Linked DNA regions of Homo sapiens: all the other regions are linked to region 1. The links are chromatin contacts, found by Hi-C or POLR2A ChIA-PET in ENCODE. All regions are on one chromosome and are shown on one strand. The core of a region is the stretch at or near the end of the contact, and the rest is flanking DNA. Distances in the headings are between cores, read along the strand shown. Region 1 holds the start of HOOK2 (hook microtubule tethering protein 2). Region 2 holds the start of LINC01841 (long intergenic non-protein coding RNA 1841). Region 3 holds the start of ZNF823 (zinc finger protein 823).

The links. Hi-C counts contacts between places; a loop is a spot of excess contacts on that map. ChIA-PET counts read pairs that join two places held with the same protein, here RNA polymerase II (POLR2A). Pooled maps may share reads with other maps.
Region 2: a map of ascending aorta shows a loop between it and region 1 (9-fold over the local background). The contact joins the promoter of LINC01841 here to the promoter of HOOK2 in region 1. A Hi-C loop is called at or near these places in 2 of 168 maps with a recorded cell type or tissue (ascending aorta and naive thymus-derived CD4-positive, alpha-beta T cell), 1 of 37 single-sample maps with no recorded cell type and 5 of 50 pooled maps. POLR2A ChIA-PET finds 5 or more read pairs at or near these places in 2 of 52 experiments (both activated CD4-positive, alpha-beta T cell).
Region 3: a loop to region 1 is called in a pooled map, with 5 times the contacts of the local background. The contact joins the promoter of ZNF823 here to the promoter of HOOK2 in region 1. A Hi-C loop is called at or near these places in 1 of 50 pooled maps. POLR2A ChIA-PET finds 5 or more read pairs at or near these places in 2 of 52 experiments (H1 and MCF 10A).

What each region holds. Positions count from the first base shown.
Region 1 is chr19:12,773,061-12,776,801 of GRCh38, reverse strand. It overlaps HOOK2 (hook microtubule tethering protein 2), which reads left to right and starts at 1,250. Exons shown (of 23, transcript NM_013312.3): 1 at 1,250-1,397; 2 at 1,905-1,990; 3 at 2,061-2,133. The coding sequence starts at 1,353. RefSeq lists a silencer at 1,187-1,406, a cis regulatory region at 791-1,432 and enhancers at 969-1,647, 1,648-2,328.
Region 2 is chr19:14,361,910-14,365,650 of GRCh38, reverse strand. It overlaps LINC01841 (long intergenic non-protein coding RNA 1841), which reads left to right and starts at 1,661. Exons shown (of 4, transcript NR_134908.1): 1 at 1,661-1,779.
Region 3 is chr19:11,737,318-11,741,058 of GRCh38, reverse strand. It overlaps ZNF823 (zinc finger protein 823), which reads left to right and starts at 2,113. Exons shown (of 4, transcript NM_001080493.4): 1 at 2,113-2,242. The coding sequence starts at 2,240. RefSeq lists silencers at 1,935-2,129, 2,390-2,539 and enhancers at 2,140-2,219, 2,610-2,739.

The DNA.
Region 1 (3,741 bases), core at 1-2,500:
ATCACGGCTCACTGCAGTCTCGACCTCCTGGGCTCAAGCTATCCTCCCACCTCAGCCTCTGTAGAGCTAGGAGCTAGGACCACAGAAACACGCCAACATGTCTGGCTAATTTTTTTTTTTTTTTTTTTGAGGAGTCTTGCACTGTTGCCCCCTGGAGTGCAGTGGTACGATCTCGGCTGACTGCAACCTCCGCCTCCAGGGTTCAAGCGATTCTCCTGCCTCAGCCTCCCGAGTAGCTGAAATCAGGCGTGCGCCACCACGCCCAGCTAATTTTTAGTATTTTTAGTAGAGACGGGGTTTCACCATGTTGGCCAGGCTGGTCTCGAACACCTGACCTCGTGATCCGCCCGCCTCGGCCTCCCAAAGTGCTGGGATTACAGGCGTGAGCCACCGCTACCTGGGTAATTTTTAAATTTTTTGAAGAGAGGCTGGTCTCCAACTTCTATCCAAATTAATTCTCCCTCCTAGGCCTCCCAAAATACTGGGATTACAGTCGAGAGCCACCGCGTCCGGCGGGAAAACCCCTTTAGCATCCCCTCTCCCAGTCCATAGAAAGTGCCAGGGCTCGCCCCTCCCCGCACAACGGCTCCGATTATAAAGTGGTTAGACACAAGAATTTACTTAAGGCCGGGCGCGGTGGCTCACGCCTGTAATCCCAGCACTTTGGGAGGCCGAGGCGGGCGGATCACGAGGTCAGGAGATCGAGACCATCCTGGCTAACACGGTGAAACCCCGTCTCTACTAAAAATACAAAAAATTAGCCGGGCGAGGTGGCGGGCGCCTGTAGTCCCAGCTACTCGGGAGGCTGAGGCAGGAGAATGGCGTGAACCCCAGGGGGCGGAGCCTGCAGTGAGCCGAGATTGCGCCACTGCACTCCAGCCTGGGCGACAGCGAGACTCCGTCTCAAAAAAAAAAAAAAAAAAAAAAAGAATTTACTTAAGTTGCAGGGAAAAGACGTGAATGCGCTTGTGTAACAGGGTGGAGCACCTCCGTCTCAAAAGGATCTTGAGGACCTCCCACCCCAAAAAGGGCCAGGGCGAGGATGGGAGGTGGGACCACCCTCGGATGCACAAGGCTGGGCCAGGCTGACCCCTAGCGGCAGGGCGGGCGCCCGAACGGTGCCCGGATCCAAGATGGCGGGGCTGGAGGCAAGAGCGGGCGTAGGGAGGAGATTACGTTCCGAGGCGGAGCCTGGGCTTGGGGGCGGGGCGGGGCCTGCGCCTAGGGGGGCGGGGCGGGGCGGCGCTCTAGGCCGAGCGGGAGGTCGGGGCTGCGGGCGCTCGCTGGTGGCGGACCCGGAGGCTGCTGCGGCGCCGGGGCTCCGTGGCCTGGATTGAATCCGATCGGGAGCCATGAGCGTGGACAAAGCTGAGCTATGCGGGTCTCTGCTCACCTGGGTAGGTCGTGGGGCGGGGCTAGGGGAAGGTGAGCGCCCGCTCCTCTTGCCCGGGATCCCTGGCCCTGGTTCGGTCAGTCTCTTGGTGCTGGGGCTGGGAGGTGCGGGGTCGTCGACTTGCTGGACCGTTGGACTCTGGCCCGAGCACCCGCCCCCGTCACGTGGCAAGTCTGCGTGGAAAGGACAGGTGAGGCCCCGCCCCTCTGTGGTTGGTTCACGTGGGGCGAGGACACAGGTGAATTGGCCTGGTCACGTGGTGCCTGTGGGGCCCAGGTGACTCGCGATACCACCCTGGCCTGGACGCGCAGGGTTTGTTGGGCAGAGGTGAGGTGAGGCCACGCCCCCTCCGGTCTCAGGTGAGCAGAAGCCAGTCCCTCGCAGAGCTGCTGTGGCGGAGCAGCGCCCGCCCCACCATGTGAGGTTCGCTGACTGGAAAAGTCTGCAAAAGGGGAGCGGTTCGGCGCTCCCAGGCCCTAACTCTTTCCTTGTCCTTTCCTTTACCCCTCAGTTACAGACGTTCCACGTTCCGTCTCCCTGTGCCAGCCCTCAGGACCTGAGCAGCGGCCTTGCCGTAGCCTATGTGCTGAACCAGATGTGAGTGGAGCTGAAGGGGAGGATCCCAAAAGTGTCCCCCAGTCTGCTCATCCCACCTTCTCGCCCCCAGAGACCCCTCCTGGTTCAACGAGGCATGGCTCCAGGGCATCTCGGAAGATCCAGGTCCCAACTGGAAGCTGAAGGTGACAAGTGGACTCCTGATTAGAGGACAGACTGGTGAAGAGATGACCAGGGACGGGCCAGCTAGGCACATGTCCTGGGTGATGGGCAGGAAGAGGGACAGATGTCTGGTGATCAACCATTTGTTCATCCATTCATCTATGGAGTACTCACCCTGTGCCAGGCCTGGGCATTCAGCAAGGAATAACACAGACAAAAACCTGCCCCACACAGCCATCATTCTAGTGACAAGCAACACATACACAACCATAAAAATTAACTTCCAGGCTGGGCGCAGTGGCTCATGCCTGTAATCCCAACACTTTGAGAGGCTAAAGTGGGTGGATCACCTGGGGCCAGGAGTTCAAGACCAGCCTGGCCAACAAGTTGAAACCCCATCTCTACTAAAAATACAAAAATTAGCTGGGTGGGGTGGTGTGCACCTGTAATCCCAGTTACTTGGGAGGCTGAGACATGAGAATCACTTGAACCTGGGAGGTGGAGGATGCAGTGAGCTGAGATTGAGCCATTGCACTCCAGCCTGGGCAACAGAGCGAGACTCTTGTCTCAAGAAGAAGAAAAAAAGAAAAAGAAAAAGAAAAAGAAAAAACTTTTGATGCCAGTAGTTCTGTGAAGACAACAAAAAAGCAGGGCTTTGAGAGAGAGCAATGAGGGCATAGGTGGCTGATTACATCAGATGGGTTAATCTCCAAGTGAAATTTGGGGGAACGGTGTTCCAGGCATAGGGAATAGCAGATGTAAAGGCCGTGATTTGGGAATAAACTTGGTGTGATGGAGGAATGGCAGAGAGGGCAGAACAGAGCAAGAGGGCAAGATTTGTAGGAGATGAGGTCATCAGGGGCCTGGCAGGCCATGGTGGGGGTGTGGATTCTATTTTTAAGTGCTGTGGAAAGTCAAGGCAGGGTTTTAGCAGAGCAAAGATGCAACCTGGCTTGGGCTTTATAAAGCTCCCCCTGGCTGCATGGAGAGAAATAAAATGTAGGCAGCAAAAGTGGAAGAGGAGAGGCAGCTGGTGCACTAATCCAGGTGAGAGGTAAAGATGGATGGGTAGGGCTGAAGGATGGTGGGGCAGGTGGTGAGAAGTGACTTGGTTCTGGAGACATATGAAGGAAGATGGTCAGGCAGGCCGGGCACAGTGGCTCATGCCTGTAATCCCAGCAATTTTAGAGGCTGAGGTGGGAGGATTGCTTGAGCTCAGGAGCTTGAGACCAGCCTGGGCTACATAGCAAAACCTCCTCTCTACAAATAAAAAAAAGTAGTCGATTGTGGTGGCATATGCCTGTAGTCCCAGCTACTGGGAGGCAGAGATAGGAGGATTGCTTGACCCCAGGAGGTCGAGGCTGCAGTGAGCCAAGATTGCACCACTGCACTCCAGCCTGGGTGACAGAGCCAGACCCTGTCTTAAAAAGCTAAAGCAAAAAAAAAAAAAAAAAAAAAAAGAAACAAAGATGGTCAGGCAGACAAAAGGGGCAGACAGCCAGACAGGTCACCCCTAGAGGAAGGCGCACGCAGACAGAATAGGATGAGATGAGCAGGGAAGGAGAAGTGAGGTGGAGAGAGGATGGGACCTACAGATTCAGAGTGGGAGGCCTCTGAACTTGTCCACAGTT
Region 2 (3,741 bases), core at 412-2,911, 1.6 Mb before region 1:
TATGGGCGTGAGCCACTGCTCCTGGCATACATTGTCCTAGTCTATTGTTAGAAGCAAGTTATTGGGTCCAGCTCACACTCGAGGGATCACACAGAGTGCAGACATCAGGAGGTGGGAATCATGGAGGAGTCTTGGAGCCTGTCTGCCTCACCTCCTCTCCTCTAGTATTCCTAGTTTTTTTTTTTTTTTCGAGATGGAGTTTTGCTCTTGTTGCTTAGACTGGAGTGCAATGGCAGGATCTCGGCTCGCTACAACCTCTGCCTCCCAGGTCCAGGTGATCCTCCTGTCTCAGCCTCCCAAGTAGCTGGGATTACAGGAGCCCCCTGCCACACCTGGCTAATTTTTGTATTTTTAGTAGAGATGGGGTTTCACCATGTTGGTCAGGCTGGTCTTGAACTCATGACCTCAAATGATCTGCCTGTCTGGGCCTCCCAAAGTGCTGGGGTTACAGGCATGAGCCACCAAGCCTGGCCTCTTTGCTGATTTTCATCTGTAACTTTCACTGTAATAAACCATAACTGGGAGTAACACCACTTTTCTGGGATCTATCAATCTCAGCAAATTATTGACCCTGAGGGTGGTCTCAGGGACCCCCGACACAAGCCCCATTTCCCAGCCACCATCTTTTGCAATCTCCATTGCCCTAGTCACCGAATGGCATATTCTTATCCATTTGCTATTTCCTGCCTCTCTCCTCTGGATCAAAGGCTCTGGAAGGTCGAAAACTCATCTGTCTTTCCCATGAAAGGCTGTAGAACAAAATGGTCAGGGGTCAAGTCCTGGCCCTGTCACTTTTTCATTGTTGCTGAGTCAAGGTCTCAGCCAGGGTGGAGTGCAGCAGTGCAGTCATAGCTTACTGCAGCCTTGAACTCCCGGGCTCAAGCAATCCTCCCACCTCAGCCTCCCTTGTGGCTGGGACTACAGTCACATGCCACCACAGCCAGCTATTTTTTTTCTTTTAAGACAGGGTGTCGCTCTGTCACCCAGGCTGGAGTGCAGTGGCATGATCTCGGCTCACTGCAACGTCTGCCTCCCAGGTTCAACTGATTCTCCTGCCTCAGCCTCCCGAGTAGCTGGAATTACAGGCATGCGCCACCACGCCTGGCTAATTTTTTTTTGTATTTTTAGTAGAGACGGGGTTTCACCATGTTGGCCAGGCTGGTCTTGAACTTCTGACCTCAGGTGATCCGCCTGCCTCGGCCTCCCAAAGTGCTGGGATTACAGGCTTGAGCCACCAAGCCCGGCCCCACACCCAGCTAATTTTTATTTTTTGAGACGGAGTCTTGCTTTGTTGCCCAGGCTGGAGTGCAGTGGCACGATCTCAGCTCACTGCAATCTCCACCTCCCAAGTTCAAGCGATTCTCCTGCCTCAGCCTCCGCAGTAGCTGGGATTACAGGCATCCGCCACTACGCCAGCTAATTTTTTTGTATTTTTAGTAGAGACGAGGTTTCATCTTGTTGGCCAGGCTGGTCTTGAACTCCTGACCTCAAGTGATCCGTCAGTCTCAGCCTCCCAGAATGCCTGAAGGTTAGCTTTTAAGTGTTGGTTACTTTATCTCCTCAGTAGCTAGATCAGGGTCCAGGTGGTCAGGATTCAGTCAAAAGCAAGTGATTAAGGAGACTCCTCTGGGGACTTTGCGATGGAGAGGCAGGAGGGGCCACGAGCGGGGGTGGGGAAGAGAAGAGGGCACAGAGGCCAGCGGATGAGAGAGACACCAGGGAGCCTGGGATGCCTGCCCGAGGCTCTGGCCACGCCCATGCCCTGCCTGTCCCGCTAAGGTGAGCTGGTCCTTCTGTGATCACCCGGGGAGGAGGCCTACAGGAGCTGCAGAGCTGAGTAGAGAGGGAAGGCGCGGGGGAGGCCAAGTCCCACGGGTCTGGGCTTCTAGGAGGAAACGTGTGGGAGGTTGGGACGGGAGGCGTGGGGGCGGGGGACAGGCAGGGCAGCTGGAGCCGGGGCTGTAGTCGGGCGCCGGCCAAGCCCCAAAGAAAGCCTGTGTTGGGCAGCGTCCGGTCTGGCCTGGCCTGGGAGGATGCCTGCTTGCTGCTGGGGGGCCCTGGAGATGCCGACGTAGCTCTGTACCCCCGGGAGGAATGTGACCCCCTCCCCACCCCCAGCCTCCAAATTTTTCCACATAAGGCTTCAGGGGTGCTCATGCCGCATGAGTTCAGGACAAAGGAATCAAAAGCACATGGACTGGATTCCCTAGGGAGGAGAAATTCTGGAAATAAGACGAAGAGGAGGACAAAGGGGCCCGGGGGCGGGGTGAGGGTGCTGGGACGGAAGCGGGGGGCGGGGATTGGGAGGCAGCCGGAGAAGGTGCCTGGCTCTGAGTGGCCTTAGACTGGGGACACATCTCAGCTGGGGATGAAGGCCACTGTGGCCCCGGACCGCCAGGGCAACTCCTTGGACCTCTCTGAGCCTTGTTCCTTCCTTTTTTTTCTTTTTTCTTTTTTTTTTGAGACGGAGTCTTGCTCTGTCACCCAGGCTGGAGTGCAGTGGCGCGATCTCGGCTCACTGCAAGCTCTGCCTCCCAGGTTCACGCCATTCTCCTGCCTCAGCCTCCCGAGTAGCTGGGGCTACAGGCGCCCCCCACCACGCCCGGCTAATTTTTTGTATTTTTAGTAGAGACGGGGTTTCACCGTGTTAGCCAGGATGGTCTCAATCTCCTGACCTCGTGATCCGCCCGCCTCGGCCTCCCAAAGTGCTGGGATTACAGGCGGGAGCCACCGCGCCCGGCCACCTTGTTTCCTTTCTTTTGGCCCAGATTCTTGGGGCAAAATACTTGGAGTCCTCCATGTCTCTGTCTCTGTTTTATTTTGTTCTCTCTTTCTGTTTCCTTCTTTCTTCTCTTTCTTCGTTCTCTGTCTCTCCTTCCTTCCTTCCTTCCTTCCTTCCCTCTCTTTCTTTCTTCTCCTTCCTTCTTTCTTTCATCTATCTCTGTCTCTCCTCCCTTTCTTTCTCCTTCCTTCCTTCCCTCCCTCCCTCCATTTCTTCCTTCCTTCCTTCCTTCCTTCCCTCTTTCTTCTCCTTCCTTCTTTCTTTCTTTCCTCTATCTCTATCTCTCCTCCCTTTCTTTCTCCTTCCTCCCCTCCCTCCCTCCCTCCCTCCCTCCCTCCCTCCCTCCCTCCCTTCCTTCCTTCCTTCCTTCTCCTTCCCCGGTCTCACTTTGTTGCCCAGGCTGGTCTTGAACTCCTAGGCTTCAGTGACCCTCCTGCCTCTGCCCCACAAAGTACTGGGATTACAGGCATGAGCCACCATGCCTGGCCTCTATCTCTGCCCCTGTCCCTTTCTCTCTCTCTCTATTGTATCAGCAAATCCCGAGAGCTCTATTTTCAAAATCTATCCAGCATCTACTCACTTTTCACCTCCTCCACAGCCCCTACCTGGTCCGGCCCCATCAACTCCCCCTTGGCCCAGTGCAGACTCCTCTGCCCTGGTCTCCTGGCTCCTGCCCTTGCTCGCCCGCTCCATGCTTTTCTGTCAGGGCACGTCCCTCCTCTGCTCAAGGACCCTCCAGGGCTCCCACCTCACTCAGTGCAAAAGCCAAATTCCTTCTTGTGGCCCACAGGGCCCTGCAGGATCTGCTCAGCACTTATCTGCCCTCACCTCCTCCTTCTCTCCCCTTTGCTCATTCCCTTCAGCCAGGCCAGCTTCCTCGCCGTTTTGGGCATGCTCCTACCTTAGGGGCTTTGCACGGCAGCTCACTCTCACTTGCAGCACCACCTCCTCCTCCAGAT
Region 3 (3,741 bases), core at 864-3,363, 1.0 Mb after region 1:
AGAGGTTGCGGTGAGCCGAGATTGCACCATTGCACTTCAGTCTGGGCAACAGGAGCAAAACTCCATCTCAGAAAAAAAAAAAAGACAAACTCAGAAATAAACATCCTAACTCAGAAAAGCATGGTGTTGCCATAGAACTGACTGTGAGGAAACTAACAGCAATACTTTCTATATTGTGTTTAAACTTGCACATACAAATTTTGGGCTTTCTAGCTTCTCTTAGGATTTCTTTTATACTTTCTCTGGGGGAGGGGGTGTGGGTCTCACCATTGTTGATTTTTCCTTCATCATGGTAATGCGAACAGCTATTTTTGTCTGGAAGCTTTTATATGTATTTAAATCATTGCAGAAATCAACTACTTACTTGTTGCCATTTGTAAAAATATACAGAATCTGTATATAAACCCCTGACAATCAGTTAGTTTGATACATTGTGCCCTCTTTTAATATGTGTGGAAACAAATAAATAGAACATTGTTCCAGGAGCAGTTAATGTGAGGAGTGAGGGGTGGAGCATTTCATAAAATAGTAGTTTATCCTTCAGAGAGCAGTTTCTAGCATAATAGACTGTGGGAGTGTGTGTGTGTGTGTCTGTGTGTGTGCTTATTATTTTTTTTTAAGGAAACAGTATCATTTATGCATTAGGTTATACTCAGACGTCATTTTTTTCATTCATTTTCTAAACGTGCCCATTTGTCCTGGCAGAAAATGCTATAGTTTCTAGAAGTTGATTGAAGATTTCATTTCATCTATTGACATCTCATGTTCAGCTCCTTTCTATTTAGCCATGGCTACCAGCTTCTAGTTCATAACGCTTTTTTTTTTTTTTTTTTGAGATGGAGTTTTTTTTTTTCCTCGCTCTGTTGCCCAGGCTGGAGTGCAGTGGTGTGATGTCGGCTCACTGCAACCTCTGCCTGCCGGGTTCAAGCGATACTCCTGCCTCAGCTTCCTGAGGAGCCGGGATTACAGGAGCGTGCCACCACACCCGGCTAATTTTGCGTTTTTAGTAGAAACGGGGTTTCATCATGTTTGTCAGGCTGGTCTCAAACTCCCGACCTCAGGTGATCCACCCGCCTCAGCCTCCCAAAGTGCTGGGATTACAGGCGTGAGCCACCGCGCCCGGCCATAACGCTTTTAAGTCTAGTATTTTTACTTCATAAACATATGGAGAAAGGCTAATGTTTTCAAATTCAAAGTGTGATGTCTTGGCTTTTGATTGGAGCGTTTAATTCATTAACATTTAATGGCATAAGGAGGGAGCATTTCCACGCTGTGCAGAGGGGACAGGTATTTTGAGACCTCAGAGTAAAATTCTTAATTGTCCCTCCCTTATCACCAGCTTCTGATCCACCCCGGAGCTCCATTTTAGGAATCATTGCCTGGCTTCCCAGCTTGGGGATATGTTTGACCTCCTGAAAGGGGGTCTGCTTGTGAACTGTGAGTGCAGTAGGCTGCTTCTCTGAGCTTGTTCAAGTTTTTGCTTTTCTTCTCTTTTGATTCTTTATGAAATATTGCTGCCATATAATTCCAGTTTTTCCACATACTCAACTATTTTATTTTGTTGTCCTGTTTTTATCTTCTGGGCTGAAAATGAGTAGATTGAGAGATAAGGTGAGGGAAAGGCTTGGCAACGTCGCCAACAGCCTCATCCCAAATTCCTGATCCCTGGAGGACATCAGGCCCTCCCTCCTGCTGCAGGGTGGCCTGTGTGCCCCGGGCTCCCCTCCTGCTCCGAGGTCCGGGAATGGCTCCACTGGACAGGGAGCCTGGAATTCCCTGCACACACTTGTGAGTCCCTGTCCAGGAGGAAAAAGCAGGAAGAACCCACTGAATACAATCAGGAAATTCTAAAATGCAAACGTCACTTCGGGAGGGGTCAGGTCACTCCGTTGGGAGGAAGCCCGCCTTGCCAAGGGTCGTGCCTGGAACCTGTTCATCCGGCTCCACTCAGCACTGTGAGATCGCTTCTTCTGTCAATCAGCCACCAAGGGGCGGGACCTGGAGCACTATCCAATCAGGGATGAGGGGGCGGGGATTGTGAGAACTGTCAATCAGGCACGCTGCAGGGAGGAGGGTGCGACGTTCAAAGAGCCCGCGGAGTCTTCTCCACGCCCCTGCGCTCTGAGTCCTGGCTCTGGCGCTGAGAGAGAGACGCCCTGGAAGGTCTGTATCAGCGTCTGTCGCGCTGGGACCCACACTGGCTTTTAAGGAGGACACCCGGACACCTGGAAGCTGGGAAATGGTGAGTGTGCGGGGCCCGGCGTCCCGAGGCAAAGAAGGGGCAGGTTGGAACCGGCCGGAACCGACCGTGAGGGGACCCGGGCCTCGCCCTGGGCGACTCCGGGGTCTGCAAATCCCAGTGCCCCTGGCGCAGCTCTGCCCTTGGTCCCCTGGGCCGCAAGATGGGGCTGGGGCGGCAGCCGGGACCCCGGGCGTCCTGTCCCGTCCCTGCTCGGCCGCTGCGGCCCCGGCCCCGGCGCCCTCTCTGGGCAGCTCCGCGCCCGCAGCTCCGCGTCTCCCCAGATTGTGCAGTTGTAACCGGCACAGGTTCACGGCCCGAGTCACTGCACCGAGACGCCGAAGGCTGCAGCAGAAACAGTTTAATGGGGGAGAGGGGAGGACACCCCAGATCCGCCTCCCTGAGAGGTTTGGGGATGGGGTGTTTAGAGGTGTGGACAGGGACGGCTGGAGTGTGGGGTCGCTGGTTGGTGGAGAAGTGAGAGGTGACTCCTGGGACTGGAGGTGAAGAAACCGCATTCTGCTGAGTGGGTTCCCTTGTGGGGTCTTCAGCCTGGTTGGCGCCAGCCTTTCCGCTGCAATTCAGGATCCGAGAAAGAACTGAGGCGACCCGTGAGCAACTCTCAAGAGATCTTATCCCCGGGCACGATGAGGAAGCCGGCGGTCAGCGTCTGCTGTGACCTGACTCTCAGGGAGGCGGCCCCGTGAGGCAGCGGGGCTGAGGGCACCTGGTTAATATCTAACTGCAATCTCGCCTCCAGCCTGGCTCGCAGTTCCTGTGAACCCGGTGAGGACGCTGCACGGTGACAACGGAGGGTCACCAGGCAGAATCCAGACTCGTGTGTGTGGGCTTTGTGCTTTGGAAGAGAAGCTGTGATCTGTGGGTTCCCCAGTCCCTTCTTTCTTCCCAAAGGTGACCGGTTTCCCTCCGAGTCTTCCAAAGATGTGGGCAGCAGGGTCTCAAATCCACCACCCTATCCCCTCATCCTAACTCCTCCTAGGGCTGGCAGCAAATCTCTTGGTTTTCAGAGCCTTCCCCAGGCTAACTGTCTCTCATCAATTCCCAGCAACTTTATGAACTCTTTGTCCCTCAGGCAATATTTCAAACAGAGGCATTATTTTAATTGTCACTTTCTTTTCACATAGCAATGTATGGCTCTTTTTAAAAGATGTGTTTTTGTGTTTGTGAACATTTCACATGTGAGGAAGCAAAGAATAACCACTTGACTCCAGTGTGAAAAAAAAAAAAAAAAAAAAAAAGCCGGGCGCGGTGGCTCACGCCTGTAATCCCAGCACTTTGGGAGGCTAAGGCTGGCGGATCACCTGAGGTCGGGAGTTCGAGACCAGCCTGACCAACATGGAGGAACTCCGTCTCTACTAAAAATACAAAATTAGCCGGGGTGGTGGCTCATGCCTGTAATCCCAGCTACTTGGGAGGCTGAGGGAGGAGAATTGCTTGAACCCGGTAGGCGGAGGTTGCGGTGAGCCAAGATCACGCCATTG